Linked DNA regions of Homo sapiens: region 2 is linked to region 1. Evidence: chromatin contacts called from ENCODE Hi-C or POLR2A ChIA-PET data. All regions are on one chromosome and are shown on one strand. Each heading gives the region's core, a stretch centred on a gene start or an enhancer-like site at or near the end of the contact. The rest is flanking DNA. Distances are from core to core; before and after follow the strand shown. Region 1 overlaps CAMKMT (calmodulin-lysine N-methyltransferase). Region 2 holds the start of SIX3 (SIX homeobox 3).

Region 1 (5,759 bases), core at 2,122-4,621:
TATCTTAATTATATTAAGAAATTATTGCTAAGTCTTTTTAGATGTGTTAATGGTATTGTGGTTATCTTTTAGAGATAGACACTGAAATATTTATGGAAAAAATTATATGATTATCTTGGGTTTGCTTCAAAATAATATAAAAGAAGTACTGAATGGGATTTTCAGCGGGCAAGACTGGGCATGGGTTGTCACTTACTGGGACTGGGTGATGATTACATGGGGTTCTGGCCAAATGTGGCTATCTTAAAAAGCATCTAGAAGAATCCACTTTGAAAACATGAGTCTAATGTTGAAATATTTATTTCCTACATATCATCATTGCTATCCACAGCATTGTATAGGTATGAAACCATAGGGTCAGAATTCTAAATCCAATGTTAAGTGCATACACCAAGAATGCCCTGTTTATAAATCAAGCTCTTCAAAAAGGACGTAACCACTGTAGGTTGCCAAGGAGCTAGCTATAAAATTTCAAGTCTAGCTTAGCAAAAAGTACTCTCTAGTAGCCTGAAAGAATTTATACTGTAAAATATTTTCATTTTCATGCCTTTTGGAGGGTCGGCAATTGCCAAGTGATAGCACCAGCATGTAACTGTAGAAAATGTAGAACTTTGTTACAAAACATGAATTATTTATATATACACACACATATGTGTTTGCAGATGCATATATATATATATATACACACATAATCAGCTAAAATTATTCTCACTTATAAAAATGTACAAGAGTAGGTGCAATGAATTACAAATTATTATATTTAAGTTATTTGCCAGGTAACCCTACTAAATACCAAAAACTTTAAATTTGAGAATTTAAAATCTCAATTATCTATATAACACAGAAGTACACTCATAACAATTTTCTGATATTAGTAGATGTTAAGACTATTCAGTAATCTTTAAGTTCAAATGCAGACTTGAGTAATGGTGTTTTCAATACCTCAAATAAGTATCCTGTAGAACTTTTTCAAGGTCAAAAATGAAGCTTCTCAAAGATATCCTGTTTCCATCGTTTAAGACAATCTTACGTGTATTAGTACTACATCTATGTTTCCATCCTTCTGTTTATATCCCTTCCATGAAAATCTGCCTCAGTCTTCTTGGACCAAAGGTCACAGAATAAAAACAATAGTGCCCTTCCTAATCCCCAGTGATTTCCAAACTATTTATGAGTAGATCTGAATTTACAGTAGTCTGGGAGAAATGCATGATGTCAGAAAGGCTTTTTAAGTTTATCATAAATGAAGTTATCAATAATTACATGAAACATTGTCATCAATTATACATGAAATAGAATAAAAGGTAGTTGTACAAAATAACTGCTTAGAGAAGCAAAAAATAAAAAATAAAAAGTAGGTAGAAGCACTGAGAGCCTTACTGCTGAACTCTGCAGAAGGCGCCTTCAAATAAATATTTCAAACCTTCATATGAATATTTTAAGCATGACAACTACACATAAACACACAGCCAAAGTGCTCAAATCCACTCAAGAAAGACTATTAAGTCATCAACTTGCTCCTGACAGGATCCACTGAATATGGCAACAGTGAGAAGTCAGGAGACAGTTGGAATCATTTCAAGACTGCTAATTTAACTTGTCTTAAAACCAACCAATGCTCAACGTGTCATCATCAATGTCATCTCATCGCAGTCTGAAAAGCCTTCGACCTAAAGCAAAAAGGTCCCCAAGTGCCACCCTTCTTGTCTACTGGTTGAAAATCTAATTGGTTCTGCTGACAGGCTTGGGAATTGGTAGGAAGGCTGTTCAGTTAATCTCCAAGGGCCAGCAAAAAGCTCAGTATCCATCTCTGAGCTTTGCTCCCTGGCTGTCGTAAAATGACTCTGATGGCAGTGCAAGCTCTTATGCTTCAGCTGTCTTCTGACTTCTGTTAAGTCAAATTCAATAAAGTTTGTCACTCAATAATCTGAGAGCTACCCAACAAAACCTCTTTGATCAATAACAGCTTGCCTGCTTGCACTTGGGAAGGTGACCTATTAAAGATTAAAAACACACCTGCTGCTTGAAGCAGAGAACATCATTTTTTACTTTTAAATGAAAATTCATCCATTAAAATCAGTTTAACTACTAGAAGTGTATACAAAGAAACAGGAAGGAGATGAAAAGAATAGCTCAGATATGATGCTTTCTTGATGTCTGAATAAAGTTTGATAGTTGTATGCTTCTGCTATATTTGGCTCTTACATAAGCCATCTATATCCTATTTTTTTCATTTCAGTATCACACACTCATTTATTCGTTGCCTGCGAACAGACAAAGCATTGGTATTGTAATATTAATTCAATCTTCAATCAAAACAAAGTAATCTGTTGTCCAATATCATCTACCTTCCTGCAGAAGTCACGAATGCTCACTCAGAGAAAATGCACTATATTCTTTAAAGCCACACTCTTCATTTAAGTGGTTTTCCTTCCTCACTCACATAAATCAGGCAAGCCTGTGACCAGGTAGAACTCCAGGTAACTTCAAAGTGAGGAAATATGGCTCAGTGAGCCCATCGTGCAGTATAAACTATTGGATAAAATTAGATAAACATCTGTGCTTACATTCCCACATTCAAGCCTCCCATCTTGAAGATTAGAGCTTTTATAGTTTGAATTATTCCAAAATAATTTACAATTGAATCAGTATCATCAAGATGTTGTGACTGTTTTTAAGAAAAAGATTACTGGATAACTCTTTTTTAACTTGTTTCCAATAGCAGAGGACAGCATACATGGGGTCTCTTCCCTTACCTAAGGAGTGTGTGTTTAGGATGCATTTTGTTGGCAATTCAACAATAATAATTTTGAAATGTGTTATCATATTACAAAAGACACTACATAAATACAATGAGATTAAAAACTCCTGCAGAGCCACAGTTATGGGTCAATATTAATAAAAGTTTCTGCTAGAATGTGACTTTGAGTTTCCTGATTATCAGCTGCTCTCACCACATAGCAGATGAATTTCCCTCTAGAGACAAATGTGTCCACCTCTGAATGTATGTATATCAGTCTCTTGTGTGGGTATTTTTCACAAAGTTTAAACATGTTTATTTTGTAAGGCACTAATTTTATCCCATGACATTCACGGCACTATCACGTAGGACACATGTGACAAGGAGATATGGATTACATCTCCAACAGCCCCTAATAATTTCATCATAGTCTCTTTGAACTCTGCAGCTTTTTTTCCTGATCTGAATTAATCACTTCTCCCCTTCATTGGCTATTATCTCCTCAGTTTTGTGCTTTTGGTTTTCTGGTTTCTATTTGAAATGTCTTCATCAAAGCAGCTGCATATAGAAACATGAGCTCATTTCTGCTTTCGTTTTCTCCTGATTTGTGTGATATGTGTAGATCAAGGTTTTTAACTCCTGTATGTAGCAACACATAAAGTTCAGAAAGGCCAACCTAATCTAATTAAGGCTTTCTGACTAAAATAAGGTAATTCCCCATGTCAGTTGAACCCTGGGATGAGGTGACTCAGTTCAGAGGATATCTTAGTTTGTTCAAATATATAGTTATAATGAGGTTGAGCTGAGGACAAGAAACCTTACTGCTTGTGATCAAGAAATGATCACCTTTTCTGGTGAATCAAAAAAATATATTGTTAAAGGTTGTTCTATTAGTATATATATGGCTTGTAATAAAAAGCTTTTAAGTCATCTAAATCAAATGACAATTGTAAAAAAAAATGTGGGTTTTGGAATATTAAAATTAGAGACAACAAAGGAACAAAGTAGTCACTAGAGCTCTTCTTCCATGGGGAACAATTGCTTGGCAGATAAATGCAATTTTTAAAGGTCTAAAAGTTGGTACGTGACTAACTATCTTAGGATGTGTTTGTAAAAATACATTGCAACAGGGAATGACAGGAGCAAACTTGTGTTTTTCAAAGATCACTCAGCTGAATATGGAGATTGGGTTGGAAGAGCACAAGAATGAAAGCAGGGCACCGGCAGGGGGCTGCTGCACAGTTCAAGAGACAGAAGATGGCAGCTAGGACAGAAGGGAGCAGAGTGACAGTCAGATTTCAAGGACAATCCACAGGACTTATGACTGGAGGTCGGGGGAGAAGAGGTGTCCAGGCTGACCTCTGGGTTTTTGAAGTGCACGGTTGGCTGGATGGAGAGTTTCCACCCTGATCTAGGGAAACTAGAGGGAGAGCAAGGGACAGAGAATAGGCTGTAATTCAGTTTTCAGCATTTGCTGAAAACATACTGGATGTTTTGGTGACATGGGATGAATGCCTGCATGTCTGCTGTGCCTCTGCCTGGAGTCTTCCCTAACTGCACAGTTGGCATCTCTCATCTTTCAGAGCCCACTAAAAGGCTACTGCCTTTGAGAGGCCATCTCTCTATGGGTCCCCCTATTATTCTCATTCTGGAGATCCTATTGTTACTTAAATTATAGGGTGTGGTTAAAAAAACACATTACAATACTTTAAAAATATTGACAAGAAATTAATCTGTATGGTATACCAACTCAAATCATGCCCAATGCCCCTCAAATGTAATATTCCCCAAACCACATCCATCATCTCACCTAAATGCCTCCAAAACTGTACCCTCCTCAGTGAACTGCATCATCATCCTGCCAGCTACCCAAGGCAGAAACCTGGGAATTATCTTGCGTCTCCATTCTCCTTTGGTTACCATATCCAAGCAGTCACCAAGTTCTAGTAATTTTTTTCCTTCTAAATCTCTCTCAATCTGTCTACTTTTCTTGATTCCCCTGGCCATAGCCGTAATTCAGTTGCTAATCATCTTTAACCTTGATTATTGCTCTTCCCCGGCCCCAAATGGTTTCTCTGACTTTGGACTTACATCTTTCTAATTCATTCTCTATATACCAGCCAAATGCAAACCCCCTGATGTGAAAGTCATCTGGCATGTTAATGGAATAGCAAGGAAACCAGGCAGGGCATAGTAATTCAACCTGTAATCCCAATGCTTTGGGAGGCTGAGGTCGGGGGATCACTTGAGGCCAGAAGTTTGCCACCAGCCTGGGCAACATAGCAAGACCCTATCTCTAAAATAATTTTTAAAAATTAGCCGGGTGTGGGGTGCACCTGTAGTCCCAACTACTCAGGTGGCAGAGATGGCAGGATTGCTTGAGCCCAGGTGAGCTATGATGTCACCACTGCACTCTAGCCTGGGCAACAGAGCAAGACCCTGTCTCAAAAAAAAAAAAAAAAAAAAAAAAGCAAGGAGACCAAAGAGCTGGTTAGAGTGAATAAGGGTCAGTAGTAGCAGACTGGGTGGTGCACGGGACAGTAGTAGCAGACTGATGATGCAAAAGAAAAAGAAGCAAATTGCTGGTGTGTGTGAAGCATACTGAGACAAGACTCTGGAGGGGACACAGCTTTCTGCTTGGAACATCTTTCACTCTAGAGTCACAGGACTTGCTACCTCTTTGTGGCTTTCAGCATTTTATTCAAATGTCTCCTCAATGAGGCTTTTCTTGACCTCTGTATTTAAAATTGCAACTCATTTCTCTCAACTCCAGCAGATTTCATCCCCTTCCTTGCCTTGTTTTTCTCCAATGCACTTATCACCATCTGTTATACTCTATATTTTATTTATTTATGTTCTGCTTATCTTGCTCATAAGAGTATAGCCTTCATGAAGGCAGAGATTTTGGTCCGTTTTGCTCTCTGGTGTATCTCCAGCATCTTCCATGTGCCTGGAAAACAGGCACATTCAATAAATATGTGCCTTCGACAAATATGAAGAATGCAATGCAACTGTTCCC
Region 2 (6,330 bases), core at 3,818-6,317, 320 kb before region 1:
TTTTAAAGTGTAAACCAACTCTGAAATGTCTTAGGGGCTCGAGAGACTCCAGCTGAACCCCAGAGATGGGAAGAAATTTCAGGGAGACAGATCGAGAGCCGTAAGGCAAATCACACTGTCACATAGACACACACTCAGGAGGTGAGGAGGGGAGTCCATCCTGATTCTAGACCCTAAACTCTGCAAGCGACCTCCTCCCTCACTCCTCCTGCCTTCCCCACTCAGGCCACTGTCCTCACCACCACCCCACCCCCCAAAAAGAAGACAAAACCTGTCAGCTCTACTCGGGATGGATGCTGGGGTTTGGCGGCCTTGTATGTTTTTCCTTTTAAAAAACAAAGCAACAACAACTGAAAGACGCCCAGCACACCCCCAAGGACCCACAGGGTCTTGGCAGGCTACAATTCCGGCTGAATGCATACTGTGGTGAAGTGGGCCTAGCTTCTGACTCTGAAGAAACTGGCGGTAGCCTCCCGCTCCCAACCCTTGAACCATCTTTGCCTTTTTGCTCAGGATCCAGCTTTGGCTCTTTTCCGGAGGGCCTGTTCTGGTCTTCCCAATGCCCTCAGGGGGGAAAAAAAATGCTGAGATCCAGCCTTGAAATTCTGCCCCGGCTCAGGTGAGCAGGAGTGGAAGTGAAGGCCGAGCACCCCGCGGCTGCGGGCCAGGGGCAGACAAAAACACCAGTCTCTGGGAGTGATAAGAAAATGGAGAATACTGTATTTGCTTTAGAAAGTTTTTACATATAGATAAACACGCAGTTTAAGATAACAGTAAAAGCGCCCTACAGGGAGTGAGAGATACCTCTGAAGCTGCTAAGAAATACTGGAAATAGCTTTTGCATAAGAATACTACAATCTCACTCTCCGCTTTTGCTAGCGACAGGGTCCCTCTTCCTAACCCAGGCCACCATGCCTCTCCTTGACTGCCAAGTCGACACCAGGAGCACCGAGTGGGAGGAGAACCCCAAAAAGAAAAGAGACAGTTGAGCGGGGAGAAAGACAGAGAGAGGGAGAGGAGAGAAAGAGAAAGGGAGAGGAGAAAAAGCAATATCATATACAGGCAATTTCTACACATATATTACAAACTGGGAAAATGACCGATCATTAAGATATACATAATTCATATAAAATTTTGAAATAAAAATAAAAATCTGTTACAGTCATAACTATTCTTTTTCCACATTTATAACCAGTACCCACACAGGCAGTGACAGAGTGGAGAGAAAAAGGTGCTTACGAAGAAAATGATTGTCTGCTGAACAAAAAACAGAAGATTGCATTTTTTTGACCAATACTTGACTTAAAAACAGAGAGAAGAAGAGAAAGAAAGAGAGCGAGAGAAAAAAAAAGAGAGAGAGAGCAACAAAAGGCAAGACACATTTGCTATTTCCCTCTCCAGGAGTTCTTTTTTTTTTTTTTTCCCCCTGTCCTTTTTTTTTTTTTTTTTTTTTTTTTTAACAAATTCGGAACGGAGACGGCGATTTTTTTTCTTTTTGTCTGTTTTGCTTTTGCCCTCTTGTCCTCGTGGTGGTGATTGATTTTTGTATAGTCGACTCTTTAAATCATTTTTAACTAGAGAGAATATTTTCCCAGATACAAATAAATCGTCATGCAGGTGGGGTGCCGGGTCCATGGGAACCGAAAGGAGAAGCCGTGCTTGTCCTAGAAAGTATACAATTGTCACCTCTTTTATGTTTTCTGCCCGCAACATCAGCGTTTGACTGTCTGTTGGCGTCGGGGTCCTTTGGGGTGGCCGTAGTGGTAGATGGTGGTTGGGGGTTGTTGATAGTTTGCGGTTAATTTGTTATTTTCTTGTTTTTTATATATTTTTGGCTGGGGTGGGAGTGTGTGTGGACTTGTATGTGTGTATGGTTGGGTATCCTGATTTCGGTTTGTTCTGGGGATGGAGGAGGAGAAGGAAGAGGAGGAAGAGGAGGAGGGCTAGGAGGCGGAGGGGAAGGAGTGGGGGAGGAGGGGAAGGAGAGGGAGGAGGGCGGCCTTGGCTATCATACATCACATTCCGAGTCGCTGGAGGTTACCGAGAGGATGGAGGTGCCGGTGTCTGCGCGCTCCGTCAGGCTGGACACGCTGGTGGTCGGGCTGGCCGCCGTGGACGGCGACTCTGCCGAGCCGTGCGTGGGGCAGCCGGGCTCGGCCAGCGAGCGCATGCCGCTCGGTCCAATGGCCTGGTGCTGGAGCCTGCGGGAGAAAGAGATCCGCGCCCGCCCTGACACAGAGGCCCGCCACCCGGCTCCCCCGCGCCGCCGCTCCCCATTCCGCTTTCGGGAGCATCCCAAGTCTTCTCAGATAGAGGCTGGCCTCGGAGGAGAGGCAGAACCCGAGCCCGGCCGCTTGGGGAGGCCTGGGTGCAAGCGACAAAGTACGCCAAGCCCTGGAGAAGCAGAAGTCGGAGAGGAGCCGGGCGCTTCTTCCCTCCGCAGTCCCTGGGGCTCTTCAAACTGAGCCGGCTGCCCCGCGACCGGTCGAGTTCCCCTAGTAACCCCGTCCCTGCTCCCTCAAACACACACCGGGAGCTGCGGGTTCCCCACCGCCCGGCCAGTCTCCGGGTAGAACTGCATACTTTGCTCTCTGGATGCCAGCGCAGAGCGCAGGACCGAGGGTAGAGAAAATAGGAAAGCTGGCGGTGGAAAAGTGGGGAAAGAGCAGGGAGACAGAAAAGGGGCAAAGGAGAAGGCAAGAGAGGCGCACAGAGCAGTCTCCAGCTGCCCTTTCCCCCACCGGGAACCTTCTGCCTGGACCTGGTGTCTGGAATTCTCTCCACAAGGAGGCCTTGGCTTGACCCTGGGCGCTCCCCTCATCAGACGAAAAGTGGGCTCCACGGCAGGGGTGAGAGGGCCATGGGCTCAGGTCCCGGCCGCCTAAACTCGAACACACCTCCAGAAACTCACACCCAGCCCCCACCCACGGGCAGCTGTCAGCAGCTGGGGGTCCTGCTCCCTGAAGTACACCAGGCCCTGGGCCTTCCTGGCTGGATAGAGAAAGACACAGGCTCCACATCAGGGCTTTCACCCAACTTCCTCTTTTCTTTCTCCCTTCTCTCCCCACTCCTTTCGCCTATCCACTTCTTTCCCTCTGGTTCTTTTTCTCCTTCCCCCAGGCCCAGCTCCTGTGATGTTGGTCAAGCCCTATACAATTTTGTGACTTTGTGGCCAACTTGCCGGCAACGAGGCTGCTCGTGCCCGCTTCCCAGCTTAGAGGACCAAAGGGATTCTCCTCGGCTGAAACAGGAGGGCGAGTACATGCACACGGGCGTGCACACACACACGCACACGCACACGCTAGGCCTCTCCACTCCCAGCCCGGCTCTCCTGCTCCCGGTCAGGCAACGTGCAGCGTTGCGGGGAAACAGGCCCGCTGCGCAGTGGCCTCTGGCCTTTTCCCCTTGTGATAGGGACCCAGGTTCACTTTCCTCTCTCTGACGCTAGTGGATTTCTCTCGGGGTTTTGCAACGCACAGAAATAAGAACCAGATGGCAAAGAGTGCTTTCCTTCCCTCCCTGTCTCTAGGCTCCAGAGGATCGCCGAGCTGGCGGCAGGGCTGAGGAGGCAGGCACGGGTGCAGCGCAGGGCTAAGTCTCCCAGGGGCTGCGGGTACTCGGGTCGCAAGCACACACTCTCTGCCCTGACGAAAGCCCCTCTTGGTCAAAGCAATCAATACACCCACAGCCAGCCCGGCCCCCTCTTCCGCGCGTCCCGGACAAGCGGAAACTTTCTCCGACTGGCCAGGAGTCACGGCTTCCCTGGCTCTCAGCGGCCGCTCCGCTAGCCCCATCTCAACCCCTCTCCCCTTCCCAGGCCTCTGAGGCTGTAGCCAGGCCGCGGGCCCCGCCACTAACCTGTTCTTGGCCGCCGCGGCGCGGTCGCGCTGCCGCCGGTTCTTAAACCAGTTGCCTACTTGTGTGGGAGTGAGGCCGGTGGCCTGCGCCAGTTCGCGTTTCTTGCTGGGGTTGGGGTAGGGGTCCTGTAGGTACCACTCCCGCAACAGGCTCCGAGTCCGCTCCTTGAAGCAATGCGTCTTCTGCTCGCCGTCCCAGATGGTGCGTGGCAGCGGGAACTTCTTGCGCACGCGGTACTTGTCCACCGGGCCGAGTGGGCGGCCGCGCAGCTTCTCGGCCTCCTGGTAGTGCGCCTCGAGCCACATGGCCTGCAGCTTGCCGTGAGACTCCTTGGTGAACTTGTGGTTCTCAAGGATGTGGTAGAGGTCGCGGAAGTTGCCCGTGTGGAAGGCGACCACGGCGCGCGCGCGCAGGATCGACTCGTGTTTGTTGATGGCCTCGCACGCCCCGGGGGCCACGGGCAGCGACCAGAGGAAGCGGCCCAGCCGCTCGATGTCGCCCGTCTCCTCCAGCGTCTCACAGACGCTGGCCACCTGCTCCGGCGAGAAGTTGAGGGTGGGCAGCTGGAACATGGACAACTCTTCCGGGGGGGCCCTGGAGCCGCCGCCGCCGCCGCCGCCTGCTCCGCCAGCACCGCCGCCTCCCGCACCGTTCCCGCCGCCGCTGCCGCCTCCCGCGCCGCCGCCGCCTCCCGCACCGTTCCCGCCGCCGCTACTCGCCAGAAGTATGGAGCGGTGGTGAGAATCGGCGAAGTTTGGCAACAAGAAGTGGGAGGAATAGAGGTCTAGGGGGGAGCGGAATACCATGGACTGACCTGAGAGGAGAGGAGAAAATTCAGGGAGAGGAAGAGAGAGGGGAGGAAGAGGAGGAGAGGGGCGATGAGGACCAGGAGGAGGGAGAGGAGAGGGGGGAGGAGGAGAAGGAAAGGAGGGGGGAGCAGGAGGAGGAGGGAGAGGAGGAAGGGCGTAAGGGACACCCACACCCCACACACATCCACACACACACACACCCGCGCAGCCACATAGAGAGGGAGGTAGGAGAGCGGCCCGGTGCGCGCGCGCAGAGAGAGAACCCGAGACAGAGAGGGAGAGGGAGAGGGAGAGAGGAGAGGGAGAGCCAACCACCGCCGAGTCAAGATTCAGCGATTCCACCGCAATCGCCCTAATGACAACAGCCTCATAATATCTCCCCTAAATCCACAGTGAGTGCAGCATTGAAACATTTTGTTTCGCTTTTCTATTGGTCTGTGGCGTGTCGTTGTGGCGTTGCCACGGCAACCACTGCCAATCACTGTCAGCCCTGCCAATCAATACCGAGAACGTAAGGACGGTTTTACCACTTAGCCAGAGGGCGGGGGGAGGGGGAGAGCAGGGAAGGAGGGAGAAGTGGGGGGATAAAGAGAATTTTTTTTATCTTTGCAACTCTTAATCTCGCTACCTCCCCCTCCTCTCTTCTCTCTTCTCCCTCTCTCTCCTCTTTTCTCTACCGCTGTCTCTGAGACTTCTTCTTCCCTTTTTCCTAAAGAAGTTGATCCAGAAATTCGAAAAGCCCTGGGCAGAGTTGTTGAATGGGATGTGCAATTAGAGAGGGGATTTTGTTGGGAGGCAAGAGGGTCCCCCAGGCTCCACATAGTCCAGGTCGGCAGGCAAGGAAAGACGGCTGACCAGCCCAGCGGGCGCGGTTTGCACATGGTTTGCACGTCGGGCCGCCTCTTTCTGCCTATGTGAGCACTAATAGTGGCAAGGAAGAAAGGAGAGATGAGATCATGGGGCCCACCAAGCACCGACCTTGGCCCAGCGGGCCGTGGCGCCAGCCGGGGATCCCGGATTCCGAGGGTATCTGGCGCCAGGGAGCCTGAGCCCAATTCCCAGGGTGCTGGAGGCCGCTCTTGCCTCCCCCATCGGTGCCCATGGACCGCATTCACCTCAACTCCCTCTTCATCAATTAGGCTTCTCTTTACTCCCTCCCCGGCCAAGGAGCCTCGATTTCCCCCACCACCCTGTATTTTAAAATAACAGTCCAAACAGTACACTTCTTTCCATCTTAAGAAGCAACTCAACTCTTTGTTTCTTCCCAGAATTCAGCTGCCTCTCTGAGGAGTGGTGGAGGAGCTGCGGGAGCCGAGAAGCCCAAGAGCCCTCTGGACCCAGAAAAGTCCTACAGATGCCCACTCCTCACCACACAACAGAAGGAGCTCTGGTCCTGCCTGCCAGCCCCAGAGGGCACTCAAACTTTGGAGGCCAGCCACCCGGATGAAGTGAATAAGGCCTGAAAATTGCTTGTTTGCTCGTATTGTAAAATAATAATAATTACCATTATTATTTTTAAACTGTCTAATTTCTCTAGGGAAAGTAACATCGAAAGCCTAAAACAGACGCCAAAAGGCCCATAGAACACAGAGGGCCCTCTCTGCCTCTGGCCACCACAGCCCCTAGGCCAGGCATGGGTATTTATTCTTAGGTATGTTGCTTT

The links. Hi-C counts contacts between places; a loop is a spot of excess contacts on that map. ChIA-PET counts read pairs that join two places held with the same protein, here RNA polymerase II (POLR2A). Pooled maps may share reads with other maps.
Region 2: a loop to region 1 is called in a pooled map, with 4 times the contacts of the local background. The contact joins the promoter of SIX3 here to the enhancer-like site in region 1. A Hi-C loop is called at or near these places in 1 of 37 single-sample maps with no recorded cell type and 6 of 50 pooled maps. POLR2A ChIA-PET finds 5 or more read pairs at or near these places in 2 of 52 experiments (GM12878 and SK-N-SH).

The regions. Positions count from the first base shown.
Region 1 is chr2:44,614,388-44,620,146 of GRCh38, reverse strand. The region is part of intron 3 of CAMKMT (calmodulin-lysine N-methyltransferase); the gene reads right to left. Among named protein-coding and RNA genes, the nearest start is that of CAMKMT, 260 kb to the right of the region's middle. Within about 2 kb of position 3,371, at least 3 of the 41 ENCODE cell types and tissues checked have a DNase peak (open chromatin) inside an H3K27ac peak, as active enhancers do; they include GM12878, where a contact is called at or near this core.
Region 2 is chr2:44,940,439-44,946,768 of GRCh38, reverse strand. It overlaps SIX3 (SIX homeobox 3), which reads right to left and starts at 5,067. Exons shown (of 2, transcript NM_005413.4): 1 at 3,859-5,067; 2 at 698-2,201. The coding sequence starts at 4,664. The coding sequence ends at 2,009. SIX3-AS1 (SIX3 antisense RNA 1) reads left to right here and starts at 4,891. Exons shown (of 2, transcript NR_103786.1): 1 at 4,891-5,059; 2 at 5,936-6,330. RefSeq lists enhancers at 504-1,010, 3,300-4,024, 5,107-5,633.